2 separate regions of the Homo sapiens genome follow, and region 2 is linked to region 1. A link is an interaction called in ENCODE POLR2A ChIA-PET data of the cell type or tissue named here. Cell type or tissue: MCF 10A. All regions are shown on one strand. Links, peaks and the distances in the headings refer to the core of each region. The heading gives the core; the rest is flanking DNA.

Region 1 (10,519 bases), core at 1,038-9,037:
TGAAGGCAAAATATTTACATAAATCAGTTGAAATTCTTGTACAGAATATTTGTTTATTCAACCTATTTGTTTACTTATTCAATCATTTATTGACATTAGTATTGATGCACAATATTTATTCTATAACTTGAGCATATCCAAATATTACTTCCTTAATTTTGTTGATCAAATCATGTAATCTTTGGCTACTGGAAGCTGTTTCCATTGGTTCCTGCATCCCTGTCCATATACACGTCATTGTGTATATATTGGGTTGTATTTTTGTTTGTTTGTTTGCTTTGGGCTTTTCTTAAAAAAGGCTCTCTTTACTTTTGTCAGGTAAAAACTGAAGTTCAGTCACTTAACATAGGATAAAAAAATAAGTCCAGTTATACTGGTAACAAAAGGACAACATGTTTTCTTCAAAATCACTGTGTCTGATTTGTCTCTGTGCTTGGTCCTGGTCATCTGGTATGTTTTTCCCAGGAATTCTGTCTTCAATGGGATGACTGTCTTCAGGGCAAAAAAAGTTTATCAGACTCTAGTTCTAGCTGTACGTATTTTGTTCATTTATGTACATGTGCCCCTACCCTGTCTTGCTCCATTTTTTTTACTGCATTCTTATTGAAATATGGATTAAAATCCTTCTCCCAAGTTCTATTTATAGGGTTGGGGTTTTTTAGCACCTTTTTATTTGGTCATTGCCAGATGCTCCAGACTCATACTGTATATTTCTTGCTCCATTGCTAGAATCAGCCAACGAACTCTAGTTCCTTTTATTGAAGAATGGTATTAGAAACCAAGATCTGGGTAACAGGTGTGTTCATTGCTTCTTCTGTATCATTGTTTCTAGGCCCTCTCAGCTGGCAGACTGAAGATATGTATGTGTGTGTCTCTTGCTTCACATCCTCATTAGCGTTTTGTATTTTAAGTATTATTGGATTTTGTCTAGTGTCTTTTTATATGCTTGTTTCCCATCTGTGTATCTTATTTTGTTAGATGCCTATTCCTATATTTTGGTCCTTTTAAATTTGGATTATTTATTTGCTTATTGTTGAGTTTTAGTCATTATTTGTATATATTGAATACAAGCTCTTCATCAAAAATGTGTATTGCAAATGTCATCTCTAAGTCTGCAGCTTGTCTTTTCATACTCTTCAAAGTGTCTTTCTCATAGCAGAAGTTTTTATTTTACTATAACAAACATCAATGTTTTCTTTTATAGATTATGCTTTTGGCATTGTATCTAAAACTCATAATCACACCAAAGATTACCTAAATTTTCTCCTATCTTTCTTCTGGAAGCTTATAGTTTTAGTTTTACATTTAGATCTATGATCCATTTTGACTTAATGTTTGTGAATTACGTATGATGTATATCTAGCTTTATAGTTTTTGTATATGGATGTCCAATTGTTCCAGCACCATTTGTTGAAAGCCATCTTTATTCAATAGATTGCCTTTGCTCCTCTGTCAGAGATCAACTGACAACATTTGTGTGAGTCAATTCTGAGCTGTCTATGCTGTTCCCTTGAATTCTGTGTTTATTCTTTCAGAAATACTATGTTATCTTGATCACTGCCGCTACATAGTGAATCTTGAAATCAGTAGTGTGATTTCCTTCAACTTTGTTCTTCTTCAGTGTTGTGTTGGCTATACTTGCCTTTTTTTTTTTTTTTTTTTTTTTTTTTGAGACGGAATCTCGCTCTGTCGCCCAGGCTGGAGTGCAGTGGCCCGATCTCGGCTCACTGCAAGCTCCACCTCCCGGGTTCACGCCATTCTCCTGCCTCAGCCTCTCCGAGTAGCTGGGACTACAGGCGCCCGCCACCAAGCCCGGCTAATTTTTTGTATTTTTAGTAAAGATTGGGGTTTCACCGTGGTCTCCATCTCCTGACCTCGTGATCCACCCGCCTCGGCCTCCCAAAGTGCTGGGATTACACGCGTGAGCCACCGCGCCCGGCCGGCTATACCTGTCTTTTATCTTTCATTATAAGCTTTAGCATTAGTTTGTCAATTATGAATAATGCTGCTCTGAATATTTGCATACAACTTTGCATATGGACATATCTTTTCATTTCTCTTAGGTATTAAGGTAGGAGTGTTATTGCTGGGTTTTATGGTAACTCTGTGTTTAGCTTTTTGAGGAATAACTTGACTGTGTTTCAAAGTAGCTGAACCATTTTACATTCCCAAGAGTAATGCATGAGGGTTCCAATTTTGCCACATCCTCGCCAAGACTTGCTATTTTCTGTCTTTTTATTATAGTTATTATATTTCATGTGAAGTGGTGTCACACTGGGTTTTGATTTGCATTTCCTTGATGTTTAATAATGCTGAGCATCTTCCATGTACTATTTGAAATTTGTATAACTTCTTTGGAGAAATAATTATTCAGATCCTTTGCCAATTTTTAAACAGGGTAATTTGAGGTTTGATTATTGAGTGATAAAAGTTCTTTATATATTCTAGATAAAACTCTCTTCTCATAAATGTGATTTTCATATATCTTCTCCAAATCTAGTTCTGTCCTTTGCTTTCTTGCTGGTATCCTCTGAAGCAAAAATACTCCTAATTTTGATGAAATCTCACTTATTTTTGATATTTTGCCTGTGCTTTTGGTGTCATATTTAAGAAACTGTGGCATAACACAATGTCACAATATTTATACTTATTTTTATTAGAGCTTATAGTTTTATCTATTACATTTAGGTATTTGAGCCATTTGAGCTAATTTTTGTGTATGTTGTGAAATAGGGGTTCAATTCCATTCTTTTGTATGTGAATAACCATATTTTCTCCTGGGAAAATTTCTGAGACTACACTCCCAAGCTTGGCGGTGGGAACAGTGGCCTCCTTCTCTGTGAGTGACATCCCTGCTTTAGGAGTAGGCATTGGGTGTGGACCATAGCCTCTTATTTTCTAAGCTTGGCTTCCCAGTGTGGAACCTCTGCCTTACCAATGAGGGGGGGCAAAAGTGATTGTTGTTTCTGCATTGATGTCATGCCATGCCTAAGGTATAGCTTCTACCCTATGAATGGGTAGCAGAAGGAATTCCCCAAACTTTTGCTCACACTTACCTGAAATTTAGCTTCTGTAACACATACAAAGAGATATATGGAACTAAGTAAAAAGTACAAAAATAAACCCAAACTTCTTTAAAAATTATCAATATGGTAAAGATCTAATTCAAATGATGGTGTTGGGCCAACTAGGCTGTCATTAAACAATATAGTTAGATCCTTACTTGTGGCAGGTCAGGTTTCCATTAGCAACCAGGCGGTTAGTTTCCATTACCCTTTACTATAATTTTGATGAGTGGATAAGTTAAATAAAGAACTGGAGAAACTGGTGCCTGAGTATGAGGATGGGAATATGAAAACAAACCCATTAAGATCCCACCTGGGTTTTCTCAGACCCTAAAGTGTGATTGAATAGTAATAGCATTCCTACACATACACCTGGTTCTGTCTTAAGATTAAGAAACTAAGACTCTAAAGAAAGCTTTCCAGACCCCAGACCCCCTAGTTAAAGATTAGACATAGATTGAATGAAACTCTTCTGCTTGTAGGTGCAATCCTGCACATAGCATGGAGCTTAAAATGTATGTAAGTATCAGAAAAAAACTTGTAACTTTGAGATGGTCTGGTGAGTTACTCTGACCTTCTCCCTGTAACTGGTTGCAGAAATAAACTCCCATCTTTCCTAGTTTGTCTGCGTCTTCTTATTAGAGCTCGAGAACAAGCAGCTGGACCTTCCTCTGTCAGGGAACATACTCACATTTTACACCAACATATATTTTATGTAAACTAAAAATGTAAGACTCAAAATTAAATACAAATCAAAGAAATAATCTTAGGGAAAAAGAGGACTTTATTAATGCCAGAGCCAGAAGTCATAAATAGAAATAATTAATGTATATGATTCTCTTAAACACTCGCTGTTTACCCTCAATCTATTTCTCAGCTTCCCCTTCTATTTCTCGGCTTCCCCCGGTCAGTTTTGTATCGCAATCAAATTGCCTTTGTATGCTATATTTCCCAGAATTTCTTTCAAATGACTTCTGGCTAGATTTTCCCAGTGGCAGACACTAATAAGAAATTGGAGAGTGGAGGATATAAGCCACAATATTTCTTCACTCTTTGTCTGCTATAGGCAGTGTCTCTAGCACTTAGCTGTATCCCCAGAGAGATTCCAGCTTCTGCAGAATAACCTCTCCTATGGACAGAATTCTGAGTTCTGTTAACACCAGTCCTTCCAGTAGGAGCTTATCACAGGTTACCTTGTTTGAATTTTTACTTTTCACACCCTTTGTAATTATTTCCTGAATTGCATTTTCTCTATTTAAATCGTTGGCAAGGGCTCCGTTTTCCTGAGTATACCCTGATACAGTGACAATGTAAAACTTTAAAACTTCTATATGTAAAAACAAACAAACAAACAAACAAAAAAAACAGTTAGACAAATAATATTATAAGAAAAATATTCAGGACATTTATGGGAGAAAGGGAAATATTAACACCTTTGATGTATAAGAGGCTCTTAACACATCATGATGAAAAAGGCAAACATTTGAATAAAAGGAAAGATCAATAGACATTTATCAAAGAAGAAATACAAATGGCAAACAAGTTTTGGGGTTCTATCTATTTTAATTTCCTGAAGCAAGGAAAAAGAAGAAATATCAGTGTGGCAAAAACTAAAAAGGATGATGTTAGTCAGTTTGTTGGTGGTGTAATAGAGCAGAGACTTTTCCCAGATTAACTCAATCTTTCTGGAGAGCACTTGAGCAAAGTAGATCAAAAGCCTTTACAATGTTCATACCCTTTGATGCAAATATTTCATTTCTATTAGACTAGAGATTCAGGATATATTTAATGGATATTAATTAGTAGCTTATTTATAATAGAAAAATTGAATTAAGCCACATACCCATTAAAAGGGAATGAATTTAAAATAGTGGTACATATTGATTATGCTTAATTATATAATTTTTGCTTGCTGATAAGGACAGATTTCTCTAATATGTTAAGTTAAAACACTCTTTCCAATATGATTCCAAGTTTCTAAAGCAATAGGAGAAATAATTCTGAAAAGATATCAATTAAAATGTCAATAATACTTATTTTTAGTTAGCCACCAAGTGTGTATATTTCATAGATTTTTAAGTTTTTTTTAATATATTTCTGGCTGTGTTTTCTTTTGTTTCATTTTTCCTATGCATGGTGTATAAAAGTTACAATTTTATGATAAAAACTTTTCATTTTGAAAAAATGTAAATACATAAGGAACTGGTAAATACTGGCTTTCTTTCTTCTGTCCGTAAAGCTACCTTCACCTACTGTTTTGAATGCCAGTGTCAGAGTGACATGTCCAGACAGATCAGGCAGCTTGATTCAGCATCCAGTCCTCTGGTTTGAAAGCCAGCTTGAGTCAATGTGATGGAATCAGTGTCTTGCTCATTTCTTAAAAGAGGGGCTGGACTGTTTCTCCCAAACACCGTGGGTACGAAATGGCCAATCATAGCCGTCCCACTTTATCCTCTATAGATGTGCTTTGATCCTGGGCTCAATTAGAGCTTCAGCAAGACTCTACAGCGGTGAGTAATAAAATCAAGCAACAGGTTATAACCAGCACAGGAACTTCCAGATACACCTACACAAGAGGAAGTGAGACTAGGTAGGAGAACAAAAGGGAGAATAGAAGTGGAGAGCAGCTGTAAGTAGAGAGGGATGTAGAGAAGGTGGAGAAATGGGAGGTAGTAGGGATAAACATAGAGATGGGAAGAGGGAAAATGGAAAAGAAGGTGAGGCAGAAGAAAAGGATATATAAAATGAAGAAAAGTGCTGTACATTAGAGGATATCAACAACTAAGGTGATTATATTACACAGGTGGATAAATAACAATTCATCGATACACAGAAGATTTTTATACTATATCCCAAGTGTATTATATCTTAATTTTTAAAAATACATAAAGCCTCAGCTGTAAACTCAGGGTATGATGGCTGAAAATGCCTTGGTAATTAAAGAGTTGAGTCAGAGAGAATCCATTCCTGCTAATTGGAAGCAAAGTAAAAACAAATAAATAAAAAAACAAATAAATAAGAAAACAAAAAAAAAGAAAAGAAAAACTATGGCTTCTTCCAAAAACAATATCACATGGAAATCCCTTTTCAGTCTTTCACCTCAGGGTTGGATGTTATCATCACCATCAAGTTTATGAATATAAATAACTTTATATTTATATTTGTATATTAATATAATATATTGATATTGCTATTTTATATCGATATAAATATAAATAAAAGATTCTAATACAGAGTACCAAAATACATTAAACAGCCCAGTTTATAGGTGCTTCTTTCTGTTTTTGTTTTTTATTTTTACTCCAGACTAGAAAAAAAATTGAAGATTTTCTTGGGTACTGCTCTTGGAAAAGAAATTAAGCTCACTGAGAATTATTAAATCTGTGTATGACTTGGTTAATTTTAACTTTAACTGGTTAGCTGGGGAGATTTGCCTAAATTAATAATATTCAGTGAAAGTTTTAGTAAACCTGAATGTCCTCACTGGAGACTTTATTAAAAGTTTGGCCCCTCAGAGATTGGAAATTGGACAAGTTCCATAACTGTAAGGAGGTTGTGTTTCATTTGTAAGCAATGCACAATGGATGTAATTAGGAACTAGACAGGGATTTCTGGTAAAGATACATTAGTGAGACAGAATGAGAAGAGCATTTGAATTGAGTCATCCCTTTGGGCCAGAGACATCATTAGCCAGCAGAGCTGAAGTTTACTCTTTGAGGATCACATTTTTATTATATGAAACAGAGAACCCTAGAAAATCTCTCCAGAAAGCTGATTTTTTTAAAATAATTTATTTTATTTTAAAAAAAAACCCTACAACAATCTAACCTCAGACAAATCACCCTAGTGCCCTGTCTCCAACGTAATCTATATCAAATGTTTATTTCGTAAAGTATCTCTACACTCTTCAGCGTTAAAATGGTATAGCCCCTTTAGTGAAGGACCTTGAATTGGTTTTGGCCTGAATTCCTTTTAGCACCATCACACTGTAATAATTTAGTCAATAACTATTCCTTGCTCTTCTTCTCTTATATAATGTTGTGAGGGCTTTCAACTACAAAAGCACTCAGTAACAACCATAATGGCTCCTCTTACAGAGAACTTAAGATTTTTACAAATCTCATTTAATAAAACTCCCACAACAAAACCCCAAAGTTTCACTTTCAAAGAGATAACATGACAGTTGAGTAAGTAAGGGTTGAATAAGAAAATATAAAAAAACAGTGCTGGTGAGTGTGTTGTCCAGTCCAATCTTACTTTGAGTTTCTCCAAAAGCAGACTTTGAGAAAAGGATAGGGGTGCAAGTAGTTTATGTGGTTAGTAATTCAAGATGCATAATGAGCATGAAGAAGTGAGATAGAGGAAGGAGGAAAGCCCATTAATGCATTAATAAGTAGGTTATATCTATAAGAAATCAGGGACCTTCTGAAAGACTTAAAAACACACATCAACATTTTTCACCATGCAGTGAGAAAGTCAAAGTCAAAGTACATATCCACTGACCACCCCCGCCTCCCCTTTTTTTTGGAACAGAGTCTCACTCTGTTGCCCAGGCTGGAGTGCAGTGGCTGTAATCTTGGCTCACTGCAACCTGCACCTCCCGGGTTCATGCGATTCCCCTGCCTCAGCCTCCTGAGTACCTGGGACCACAGATGTGCGCCACCAGGCCAGACTAGTTTTGTGTATTTTTAGTAGAGACGGGGTTCTGCTGTGTTGGCCAGGCTGTTCTGAAACTCCTGACCTCGGGTATTCCCCCTGCCTCAGCCTCCCAAAGTGCTGGGATTACAGGTGTGAGCCACTGCGCCCAGCCCCAGCCCCCATTTTTATTGGTTGAGGGTCATTCCCTCAGTGTTAAATTTCTGATGATGTCATCCTGGCCCTTTCCAAAGCGAAGTGAAATTGCATGGCCAGAGTAAACTAAAGAGCTTCTGCATGGCAAAAGAAACTAACATGAGTGAACAGACACCCTACAGAACGGGAGAAAATTTTTGCAATCTACCCATCTGACAAAGGGCTAATATCCAAAATCTACAAGGAACTTAAACAAATTTACAAGAAAAAACAAACAACCCCATCAAAAAGTAGGCAAAAGATTGAACAGACACTTCCCAAAATAAGACATTTATGCAGCCAAAAAACATATGAAAAAAGCTCAACACCACTGATCATTAGAGAAATGGACATCAAAACCATAATAGATACCATCTCCCACCAGTCAGAATAGGGATTATTAAAAAGTCAAGAAACATTAGATGCTAGTGAGGCTGTGGAGAAATAGAACCGCTTTTACTCTGTTGGTGGGAATGTAAATTAGTTCAACCATTGTGGAAGACTGTGTGGCAATTCCTTAAGGATATAGAACCAGAAATACCATTTGACCCAGCAATCCCGTTACTGGGTATATAACCAAAGAAATATAAATCATTCTACTATAAAGACACATTCACATGTATGTTTATTGCAGCACTATTCACAATAGCAAAGACATGGAAACCAACCCAAATGTCCATCAATAATAGACTGGATAAAGAAAATGTGGTACATATACACCATGGAATACTATGCAGCCATAAAAAGGAACAAGACCATGTCCTTTGCACGGACATGGATGAAGCTGGAAGCCATCATCCTCAGCAAACTAACACAGGAACAGAAAACCAAACACTGCATGTTCTCACTCATAAGTGGGAGTTGAACAATGAGAACACATGGTCACAGGGAGGGGAACAACACACACTGGGGCCTGTTAGGGAGTGGGGGGTGGGGGATGAGGTGAGGGAACCTAGATGATGGGTTACCAGGTGCAGCAAACCACCAGGGCACAAATGTACCTGCAAGTTCTGCCTGGAACTTTAAAAAAAAAAAAGGCACGAAAAGCCTTAGTCAATTTGTACAGGAACAGTGTGCGTGTGACCCACAGAGTAGGTCCGGGGCAAAGGGCAGGGCAACTGTGTCTATCATAGGACCTAAAAAGTGGCACAAAATTCTAACCCAGATAACCGAGAAAAACACTAAAGATCAATTTGACATCAGGCAGATTCTAGAAGGAAATGAGTAACAAACAGGCTAGGTAGGTTGGCAAAGGCAAGAAGAGGAAGCAGGAAAGCCTGTGGCCTAGTTGGGTAGCTCACAAGTTTGGCTGTTGTAGAAAAGTGTCTATAAACAAGGGGCCCATATAGGCAGATATCTTCAGAAGGTATGAATATATAAAATATTTTGGTTTCCTAGTACGTATAAAAGTTATGTTTACACTGTACTATAGTCTACTGATTGTGCAATAACATTATGTCAAAAAATAATGTATATATCTTAAAGAATAATTTATTGCTAAAAAATGCTAACCATCATCTGAGACCAGCGAATAGTGATCTTTTGTTGGTGGAGGGTTTTGCCTTCATGTTGACGGCTTCGGCCATCAACTGATCAGGATGGTGTTTGCTGAAGGCTGGAGTGGCTGTGGCAATTTCTTTTAAAAAGACAAAAATAAAGCCTGCCACATTGACTGAACCCTCCTTTCACAAAAGGTTTCTCTGTAGCATGTGATACTGTTTGAGAGCATTTTACCCACAGTAGAACTCCTTTCAAAATTAGAATCAAACCTCTCAAACCCTGCCGCTGCTTTAACAACTTAGTTTATGTAATATTCTAAATCCTTTGTTGTCATTTCAACAATGTTCACAGCATCTTCACCAGGAGTAGATTTTATCTCAAAAAACAATTTCTTTACTCATTCATAAGAAACAGCTCTTCTGTTCAAGTTTTACCACAGTATTGCAGCAATGCAGTCACATCTTCAAGCTCCACTTCTAATTTTAGGTCTCGTTATTTCATTATTTCTGCCACGTTTGCAGTTTCTTAATCCACTGAAGTACGAAGCTTTTCAAAATCATCCATGGAATCTGCTTCTTCCGAACTCCTGTTATTTTTGATATTTTGCCCTCCTCCCACCAATCATATGTTCCTAATGGCATTTAGAATTATAAATTCTTTCCAGAAAGTTTAATTTAATTTTCTCAGATCCATCCAAAGAATCACTAATTATGGCACCTATTACCTTATGAAATATATTTCTTATATAATAAGACTAGAAAGTCAAAATTACTACTTGATTCACAGGCTGCAGAATGGATGTTGTGTTACCAGATATGAAAACAACATTAATCTCCTTATACATCTCTATCAAAGATCTAGGGTGAACAGGCATATTGTCAATGAGCAATAATATTTCGAAATAAATTGGGTGTTTTTTTTTGAGCAATAGGTCTCAACAATGGGCTTACAATATTGAGTAAACCATGCTGTAAATAGGTGTGCTGTCACCTCAGTTTTGTTGTTTTATTTCTCCATATAAGCAGTAAGGCTGTTTTGCTCATCATTTGTGTGTTCACTAGAGAAAAACTTTTAATTTCTTTTGCATTTGCAGCTTGGCTAACTGACACAAGAGGCGTAGCCTT
Region 2 (10,519 bases), core at 998-8,997, 67 kb after region 1:
TGCAGCTTTCTAATAATTTCAAGGATTATAACTCAGAAGCAACTCTCTCATTTATTGAGGGACTATTCTTTGCAAGGCAATGTGGAAGATGTTGGAGGGATACAAAGATTAAATAGGCAATAAGTTCTAGTAGGAAGGTTGATATGCACAACAATCACTGTTATACAAAAAGTAGAAAGTGGCAAAAGCAGCAAGAAGGGGGTTACTCCGAATGCCACAGGGATTCAGAAGAGCAAGACATTCGAGATGAGTCTTCAGTTATTTCAATTGGTAAAGAAGTGGTCATGATTTTTGAAACTGGAATTGCAGTGAAGTGGTATAGATCAAGATTTGAGTATGTGGAGAATAGCATTCCATAAATAAAGACAATATAAGATGAATCACAGATATAAGAAAGTCCAAACGTAACAATGACTGTGACTAAAGGAGAGGAATAGGAGAAAATGATCCAAAGATAGAGCTAGACAATGTTACAGCTTTGATGTTAGACAAAATCTAGACTTTATTCTAGATTGCTTTTGTAAGCAGTAGAGAGTTGTTGATGGTTTTGGGGTAAAAGGTTGATGCGATATTATCTATGCTTTAGCAAATTAGGCTGGCAGGATGTGTAAAATGGGTTTCAGGTAAGCTAGTTAGTGGCAAAGAGACCAGCAGAGAGTCTACTGTCATCATCCAGGAAGGAACCGGAACTAAGGTGACTAGACAGGAGAGTTTCAGTGACATAGGCATTACTGAAATAGAATCAAAAAATCTTGATAACTAATTGGATATAGAAGGCCAGGGAAAAGAAGGAGTCAAAGATGATGTCAACATTAAAAGTCTAGTTGATGGGAAAACATGTAAAACAAATGAGAATTGGTGCAGTTATGAGAAGACAAATGAGTATAAATTTAAACATATTACATTTTAGGTATCATGAAAATATTCAAATGAAGCTGCCTTGAAGGCACCTAGGAATTTGGACTTGGAGTTTAGGGAGAAGGCAGGGCTGGGGATTTGAAATCATCTGAAGATTAATAACAGTTATTGTTGATTGAAAGCTTAAATTGTACCAAACTCCATGCTAAGCACTTTACATATATTACCTTATAAGCCTCACAGTGAACGTGAAAAATAGGCATTATTATCCTACTGAGACCTAAAGAATGACAGAACTTGCCCAAAGTTTCTCAACTAGTAAAAAGAATTGGGATTGCAAATCGATCTGTTTAAATCCAGAGTAGTTCTGTGGATGTTAAAGTCAGGAATTAATTACAGAGTAGCTCTACTTGTTCACCTAGAGTAATGCCTAATGCATAGGAGGGAGTAAGAGGGAGAGGCCACAGCACTCTCCACTCAAAGGCTCAAGGCCTTTCCCTCCCTTTCCTTCCCCCAGGTATCTTATTTCAAATGCTTGGGAGTTTTAGGTGGAGGGTACAAGGCCTGGGGTAAATGGTTAAGATGACAAATTGGGTACTGCTGCTCTAAATTAGTCCTTGAGGGCTGCATTAGGGTATTCTAGAGGGACAGAACTAATAGGATAGATGTTTAAATAAAGGAGAGTTTAAGTATTGACCCACATGATCACAGGGTGAGGTCCCACAATAGGCCGTCTGCAAGCTGAGGAGCAAGGAAGGCAGTCCAAGTCCCAAAACCTTAAAAGTAGGGAAGCCAACAGTGCAGATTTCAGTCGGTGGTCAAAGGTCCAAGAGCCCCATAGCTGGAGAACTTGGAGTCCAATGTTCAAGGGCAGGAAGCACCCAACACAGGAGAAAGAGGGAAGCCAGAAGACTCAGTCAGTCTAGTCTTTCCACATTCTTCTGCTTGCTTTTTATTCTGGCTGTCCTGGTAGTTGATTCAATTGTGCCCACCCAGACTGAGGGTGGATGTGCCTCTCCCAGTCCACTGGCTCCAATGTTAATATCCTTTGGCAATACCCTCAAAGACACACCCAAGAACAATACTTTGCATCCTTCAATTCAATCAAGTTGACACTTAATATTAACCATTACAAGGGTGTTTTAGCATCAAGTGTTGGAACTCTCTCTAGAATTTTTTAGATAATGTCTTATCTTTCATATCTTTGAATCCTCCTTTGAGTCCATGGTAACAAGTGCCACTTGGCATCTTGTTAAGTGCTCATGAATAATATCCACCATTACTCAGCAGTGGAACCATGGTGTGGATCCCTGAAATCTACTTCCACCCTCAGAACTTAAAATGAACCATCCAAATCTAATTGGATTGCATGTTGTAGAGGCTGATTTCAGGAGCCTGCAAACAAGCTGCAGGAATCCAAGTTCTTCCACTTCCCTCAATGGACCTGAGTCCAATTTTAAACAACATAAAGACAGTGCTATGTTTTGAAAGTTTGCCCCTTCCAAAACACATGTCAAAATTCAATTGCCATTGTAACACTATTAGGAGGTGGGACCTTTGAGAGGTGATTAGGCCATGAGGGCTCCACCCTCATGGGTGGAATTGGTACAGTTTGGCCCACTCTCACCCTCTTTGCCCTTCTACTCTTCTCTCATGTGAGGAACAGTTTTCCTCTCCTCTGAAGCATGAAGCATGCAAAGTGTTGTCTTGGAATCAGAATTGCCAAATCTGCTGGCATCTTGGACTTTTCAGCCTCCAGAACCATTAAAAATAAATTTCTATTATTTATAAATTACTCAGTCTCAGGTATTCTGTTATAGAATCACAAATGGACTAATAGAAAGGTTTTTGATGCATTTATCTCGATTTACCAATAGCACAATCATTGAAAGGCCAAAAGTTCCACCCCACTGCTGTCCTACTTGAAAAAAAGGATTAAAATGTGAGTTTTAAAAGCAAAAATTCTTCCACCTTGAGAGGCTTGTATGGCTAAAAAGCCCATGTAATGAAGCCCTTTCTGTTTTGAAACAAACCTTTACTGGAAACAGAAGACTTCCCCAATAATGTAACACCAGCCCCAGTTCTAATCCCCATTGGAGTGTAGCCTTGTGGTAAACCCCAACAGCTCAGAGTCCCGCATGCCCTAGAGCTGGACCACACAGGGCAAGCAAAGGCTGCCTCCTTCCCGTGCACTGCATTAATGTCCAAATAATAGTACCAAACACTTTTTGAGCTCTTATGTTTTCAAAGGTGTTCTAAAAACTTGCACGTATACCTTCTTATTTAACCATCACAAAAACCTATTGAGGCAGATAATATCCCATTTTATAGATAATGCTATTATATGTTCATCCTCAGAATTTCTAGCTTGGGTAGAAGTTAACATCAATCACTCATGCATGCCTCCTTCCTTCCTAGTTCTAACCAAGAGTATGAACACAATGAACTGATAAGCAGACAGGGATAAGAATATTCACTTTCTTTATAGAGGCCTAATGACCTCAAATTACAGGGTCCCTGAAAGTACCGGATTAGAGAAAATAATTTGGAATTGAAGCCAAAACAAACAAGGCTTCCTATTACATCCTGCCAAATCTGAACCTGAGAACCAGGGGTGCACTGGATCTGCAGAGCAGACTCTTCATACGCATCTCCAACTATCAGAGGTGGGATGGATTGGGACCTGTCACAAAGAGCCAGTCAACAGAAGAGTGTGGAAAGCACAGTAGAGAAATGGCTTTTAGAAGGCAGACACCAAGCCAGGTCTGTTTACTCCACAGCCCACTCTTTCATAATCTGCCTAGGAGAGAGAGAATCCTATTTCTTGCGTTTAAACATAGCTTTCAAATATAACTGCCCATTGGAATCACTTGGAAAGGTTTTAAAAATTTCAATGACCCGACCATAGCCCAGGCCAACTAAATCAGATTCTCTGGAATGAAAACATTTAAGTTCTCCAGGAAATTCCAATGTGCAGCCTAGGCTAAGAGCCACCACTTTATAGGCTTGGCAACCCCTCACAATGCAGCCAGTCATAACTAGCAGTTTTTGAGCGACTACTTTATGCTAAGCAATTTACATAATCCTCATCACAACTCTAAGAGACATATGATAATCAAAGCATTTCACAGATGGGAAAAGCGGTGTTTGGAAAAAGGCTAAGAGACAAAAGATAGACCTGGGATTACAAAGCTCGCATTCTGTCTCCCAAGCTAAATACTTAACCACCATATACCATGCTGCTCCTTGTGGATGCCCTGATTCCAGCAATCTCTCCAACCAGATAATACATTCTTCTTTTATATAGAGAAGCAAATAAGGCTGGGAGATACTACAAGAGTTGACTCCAGTATTCCCTTCTAAAAGAGAGCATAAACTCCTTCCATGGAAGTTAAGCAGGAAGAATAAAGGTTTCCAACAACTAACATTTGTAGAGACTTGGAAAATGTGTGGCAGGGTGTTAAAAGATCAATAATTAGAGATGCTTAGAATTATAAAGCAGTTGAAGTCAAACAGCATACTTTTTTATAGAATCAACTTAGTAGTTCTGAACAGCCATCCTTGATATCTTAAGATTAAGAAAACTGGACAGCACAGTCTATGAAGATAGGGCTAAGGATTGCGAAGGGAGGTGTCATAGGAAATTATGGGAGCAAGAGAACCAAAGATGTTTGTGAACATACAATGACAATACAAGCTAAGGGGGGAAAGAAACGAACAAAATGCGGAAGACTGGGAGGGGCTGAAAGGCTGCAGGGCAGGTGAGGTAAAGCTCACATACTGAGACACTAACACTGGACCAGTAAAGATGACACATTACTTAGTAACTCAGATATTTTAAAAGGTGTACGGCAGAAAGAAAATTCTCATTTCACATTTCTAAACCTTTGCAAATATACAAAGTAATATAAATTGGATCTTGCTTTTATAGAAGTTTGCTGAAAGTATGTAAATGTTTATATGTCAAATAATGTATATTTGTATACACGTAATGCTAGTAATAGAAATTCTGGCACTGAAGAGAATGTAATCACTCTATGGTAACTTCTTCTATAGGGCAAATAATTGTTACTCTTTTTACAATTGAGCATTTTCACATCATGAATTTGCAGGATGATGGCATGTAATTTGGCCCCAGGGAAAAATGTATCTTATTACGATGGAGTATAAGAACACCTGATGAGCAGTAGAAAAATAATTTAGATCCGTTTCCTTGTTTATTCCTCACTTTTCAAGGTATGAATCACTGTTCCCTTTGAGAAGAGTGCTGAAAGGAGGACAAAAGCCTCCACCCATCTGTGCCAGGACACAGCTGCATCAAGCTTGTGAAATAACAATTTGCATCTTCAGAGCTGCACCCATTAACTGCTCTTTTAGCTGCTAGAGAATTTCAGAAAGTTTTGCAATCAGGCCGTGTGCAGTGGCTCACGCCTGTCATCCCAGCACTTTGGGAGGCCAAGGTGGGTGAGTCACTTGAGGTCAGGAGTTTGAGACCAGCCTAGCCAACATGGTGAAACCCCATCTCTACTAAAAATACAAAAGTTGCTGGGCATGGTGGCACACACCTGTAATCCCAGCTACTCCGTAGGCTGAGGCAGGAGAATCCCTTGAACCCAGGAGGCGGAGGTTGCAGTGAGCCAAGATTGGGCCACTGCACTCCAACCTGGGTGACGGAGTGAGACTCCATTTCACAAAAAAGAAAGTTTTTCAATCAGCAAAATTAGGTTAACAGGTTTTCATTTTTGGTGAAAGTTTATATGAAGGCTAAGTATTAAAATGGCCCGATCTATATATGTTATAGTCAATTGAACATGACAGGGTCTATAGGTTTTAACTGTGCTAGTCTGCAATTTGGTGATGTTTCTGGAATGGAAAAACAAACTAAATTGATATGGTTTGTGGTCATCTCATTCTTCTCAAATCATATGACTAAATGAGTTCACCTAGGAGTGATTGTCAACCCTATCCTCTCCCTTAACGCACGTGTGCATGTGCACACACACAACTACAGCAGGTAAAATTTTAACACATTCCCATTAGATTATAAATTTGAAATCCTAGTGTAATATGATGCAGACAGAAGGCACACTGTTATCTGAATAAATTCTAGAATTCCTTTTTTGTTGTTGTTGTTGTTGTGCCAAATTGTGTTTTATGGCTATACTTAATAAATTTTGAAATGAGTCTTTTGCTAAAAATCATAGAGGATATTTACCCACATCATTTAGTTAGGAGCTATAAAATCAAAGTCTTAAAACACATTTGTTAAACTGCCACAAAATTCATTCTGAGGCCGGGTATGGTGGCCCATGCCTGTAATCCCAGCACTTTGAGAGGCCGAGGCGGGCGGATCGCCTGAGGTCGAGAGTTCAAGGCCAGCCTGGCCGACATGGGGAAACCCCATCTCTACTAAAAATACAAAATTAGCTGGGCATGGTGGTGCATGACTGTAATCCCAGCTACTCGGGAGGCTGAGGTAGGAGAATCGCTTGAACCCAGGAGGCAAAGGTTGTGATGAGCCAAGATCGCACCATTGCACTCAGCCTGGGCAACAAGAGTGAAACTCCACCCCAAAAGAAAAAAAAATTCATTCTGAAAAATCTGAAAATTAATTTTTTACTTTGGGGGTTGCTTTCAAAGATTAAATAGGGTTCGCCTTGCCACTGATTTTATCTATTAGGTTGATCAAAAATGGCTGAATATCTGCAGTTTCATATGGTTCAACCTGATTAGAATCAGTTTCACATTTAAATGAACAATACAGCCCTATATATTCCAAAGAAAAAAAGTCTTTGCAGGAAAGATAACCTCAGCTACCCTGCAACATGCTAAAAATACCAACTACAATGCAGCACCAGGGGTTATGGTGCTAGTAGCTTCCCATGTAACTCTGGGGTATTAAGAGGCAGGGACATTGTTTAAAATAACTGACCAATACAAAAATGTCATGCTGCCAAAAATTTTCTTATCCCATTCCCAAAGGTGTTTTGTTTGTTCATTTAGCTTTTCTCTTTTCCACCTTCCACAGAAGGCGCTGAAGGGTAATGAATCTTCAAGAATTAAGATTAGATAGAAACCTGAGTAACCAGTCATTTCACAGGCAATAATTGGCTACAGAGTAATGCTGACTTTGTTCTAAGTCAGAAGCTGACTTGGTTATTTACTATAGAACACAAACATCCACAGCCACTAAATGACTTTACTGAAAACTAGCCACATTAAGTATGACATGTAGAGATAACAAAACTACTTTTGAGAACATGGTTTAAAATTCTGAAAAATAAAAGATAAAGATTTTCTTATTTCTAATAGGGGGAAGGGGTTCCTACATTTCCCAGAAGATCAAACAAGAGACCCAAACACAGGATGTAACGACAGCCCTGTACAGCAAGATGCACTTTGCACAGACAACCACAGAGATTGCCTCCACTTCTTTATCCTAAAGTGTTGAGATTTAAATCAATTCAGACACTCTATATACAATTGAGTCTCTTTTCATTTTTAATTTTATTTTTTAAAAAAGACATTGAGGTTATGGTAAGAAATTATGAAGTTACATTTTTTTAATCTGTCAATTGCTACAGTAGTGGAATAAATAAATAAGTTTTTTAAAGTTCAATGTTTATAGACATACTTATAAAAAAATGACTGAATTAGAAGACATTAAATAATGTTGATACACACCAGGAAGGGATTTAGGCAAGGAAAGGCACATCATATTACCACAAGAAATAAAGACCATAGTTGGAGGTTAATGGACAGCCAGAACTTTAGATCTTGTGGTAGGTTTCCCAGCTCTGGAGGGTCATTATGGTGAAACGTTCTTTATAGTACTGGGCTGGAATAAATAAATAGCAGTTGAGGAATTTTACCTTGTAACTGTAATATAATGTAAAAAGAAAGCACACTTTTAATAACCCTGGTATGTGAAGAGGAAAGAAAAAAAATCCAAAACAATTTGGTGGTACTGAAAATCTTACGGAGAGTTAAAAATAATACTAATCCTCGCCCGGCTGAACTGGAATTCTTGCAGTTACAAAGTTAAAATTTCAAGTAAACACTGTATTTTTCACTTTTTGTAGACAGACACAGTGCAGATACAAACAGCTGCCATATCTCACCTCAGATGAAGCTATGTGTCAATGCTTAGGGAAAATGATCTTAGATAATTTCCCAATTTTATAGAGCTTAAATCTTTGAAAACAGCACTAATACTGCTGGTTGACTGGCTATCTACAACAGCAAAGTGAACATAAAGTTTTGACGATGAGAGGTTTCCCAAAGAAACTAATATAGAGTTTTTAGTTGAACAGATACAGTTACTTTAGTTTTACTGAAAAGTCTAACAGACATTAGCACAACTTGTTTTCGGTCACATTCCTACTCCCAATTTTCTTTCATAAATTTGTGTCAAGTCTCTATCCATTTCTTTCTGTCTAGACCTAGATTAGTTTATTTGAAAGATGGCATCGCTTAAAGTAAACCACATAAATTTTAGTGGTATTAAGTGTGTATTTAGTGGTGAATGTGTATAAATAAAATAGATTTTCATAATAAAATGGTATATCCACAAATAAAAATTAAAAACAATTGAGAGGTGGGGAAAATATCAGTATTATTTTAAAAAAATAAAAATGGCAATTGTAAAGCAGGCAGTTTCTTGCTCATGCCACACGATATGCCTTCATTAAGGTGTACTCTTTCCGGTTGGTGTGAGCAGCCCAGATGAAGAGAGCAGAAGCCATGAACTGTAAGGGAGCAGAGACACAAGCCAGGCAGAAGGACCATCCAAATTCACCGGATACATTGTCAGGGAGCTCTAGTTTCTGGTGGAGTAGTTCAATTCCAGCAACATAACAACTTACTGAGCCCAGTGTACACAGACCTTGGGGGAAAATTTAGAAAACAAAACAAAACATGGCTGGATAAAAGCACAGTAAAGAGCTTTTCAGGCAATGTGACAGGGCAGTTAATACGTGAACATTTCAGATTTATAACTCTTTGGTCCCTAAAGAGACAGGAAGAAGCTAAAAGGTAAGTATGATGACAAAACCTACCTGCAAGGAGATGGAGAATGCCCGTGGCAATGGTGGGATATAAGCTTCGGCAAATGCAAGCACAAAGTCCGATCAAAGCCCCAAAGCACATCAAACCTAAACTCACAAAAGGTAAAAGGAACTGGCAACGCCAAAGATCTGATTTTTAAAAAGAGAGAAAAGAAATGTTACCGTGATTTCAGACCATTTTCCCCGCAATGGCAATTTCTTTCATATTCTAATTAGATCTTTTCTCAAAAAGTGTGAAAGTATTTTAACATTGAGGCCTCTTTTCTAAAGCACATTATTCAAAAGGATGCTACTCTTGTCCTGATAAAAGTAAAAGGACACTAACAGGTAGTAGCAATTACTGAGGGTTCACTATGTTCCATGCTATGTTTGTCTACACATTTTCTGTATTAATCCTCCCAACAACCCTAGAAAGTAGGTACAGTCAGCCCTCCATATCTGCAGGTTTCACATCCGCAGATTCAACTAACCAAGGGTTAAAAATATTCAGAAAAAAAAATGATACAAATTTACAAATATATAGTATAACAACTATTTACATAGCATTTATATTGTATTGGGTATTATAAGCAATCTAAAGATGATTTAAAGTATACAGGAGGATTGTGTAGGTTATATGCTAATATTATGCCATTTTATATAAGGTACTTTAGCAACCTTGGAATTAGCAGGGGGTCCTGAATCCAATCCCCCATAGCTACAGCTGTATTATTATTAATTCCATTTTGTAATTAAGGAAACTGAGGCAAGAGTCATAAATAACTTGTAAAAATAACACAGTAAGTGGTAGAGCCAGGATTTGATACAAAAATCAGTCTGACTCTACCTACCAACAATATCTAGGTCTTTATATGATCTAAAGGCAGTAACAACAAGTAAATTAATGGTAATTATAAATGACCTGTCTTATAGGGCTGTTGAAGAATATATATAAAGCACAAAGCAGAGAATCTAAAGGTAGTTTTAATTATCATAAATCTCTCATCAACATGGGAAGAAAACCTGATGACCTCACAAAACATGCCATTCCATTTTCCAATAATATTCATTATTAGAAATGCATTCATATCAATCTTGACTAAACTTTACACCTTTTGGTGCTGGTTTTGCTTTCTGGAACTTCTTATGTGTTTTTCTAACTTACTTTCTTTCAAACTCTCCTAGTAATAAACTGCTTGCTACACATTCTCTTTATAAAACTGAATACCTACCTCTTATTCAACCTTTTCTCTTACAACATGGTCATTCTTCTGGGCAAGTCCCTATAGCCCTGAAAACTGAGGCTCAAATCTGAAGACAGTATTTCATGGGCTGCCTGACCATCAGGGAATAGGTTGTTCCTAATAAATACTTTCATCTTTTTTGACATCTACCCTTTTGTTACTATCACCTAAGACTGGATAAACACTTTTGACAGGCCTGACAACTCACTGACTCATTTAGAGCTTGCAGTAAACTTTTTTCACATATACTTACCTGAACTCAAGCAGTGGAAAGTGTTTAATTCAAATATAGGAATGTATAAGTTATCTCAACTAAATTTCCTTTTACTAAATGGGCCCATTAATAACATCTTTTGAAGGTCTAGATCCCAT

What was found. Peaks named below come from ENCODE experiments on the same cell type or tissue, not always from the same donor. Only the 100,000 strongest peaks of a DNase experiment are listed, where the experiment ranks them.
Region 2: POLR2A ChIA-PET joins it to region 1 with 19 read pairs; 3 of 35 experiments call an interaction of 5 or more read pairs at or near these places.

Annotation. Positions count from the first base shown.
Region 1 is chr3:98,440,660-98,451,178 of GRCh38, forward strand. No RefSeq gene overlaps it. Among named protein-coding and RNA genes, the nearest start is that of OR5K1, 17 kb to the right of the region's middle. RefSeq lists enhancers at 4,782-5,981, 5,260-5,399. In MCF 10A, for the core only: no CTCF peak of the experiment used is centred there; a DNase peak (open chromatin) is centred at 5,442.
Region 2 is chr3:98,508,137-98,518,655 of GRCh38, forward strand. It overlaps CLDND1 (claudin domain containing 1), which reads right to left. Exons shown (of 5, transcript NM_001040181.2): 4 at 8,916-9,053; 5 at 7,347-8,743. The coding sequence ends at 8,523. Among named protein-coding and RNA genes, the nearest start is that of CLDND1-AS1, 9.2 kb to the right of the region's middle. In MCF 10A, for the core only: no CTCF peak of the experiment used is centred there; a DNase peak (open chromatin) is centred at 5,195.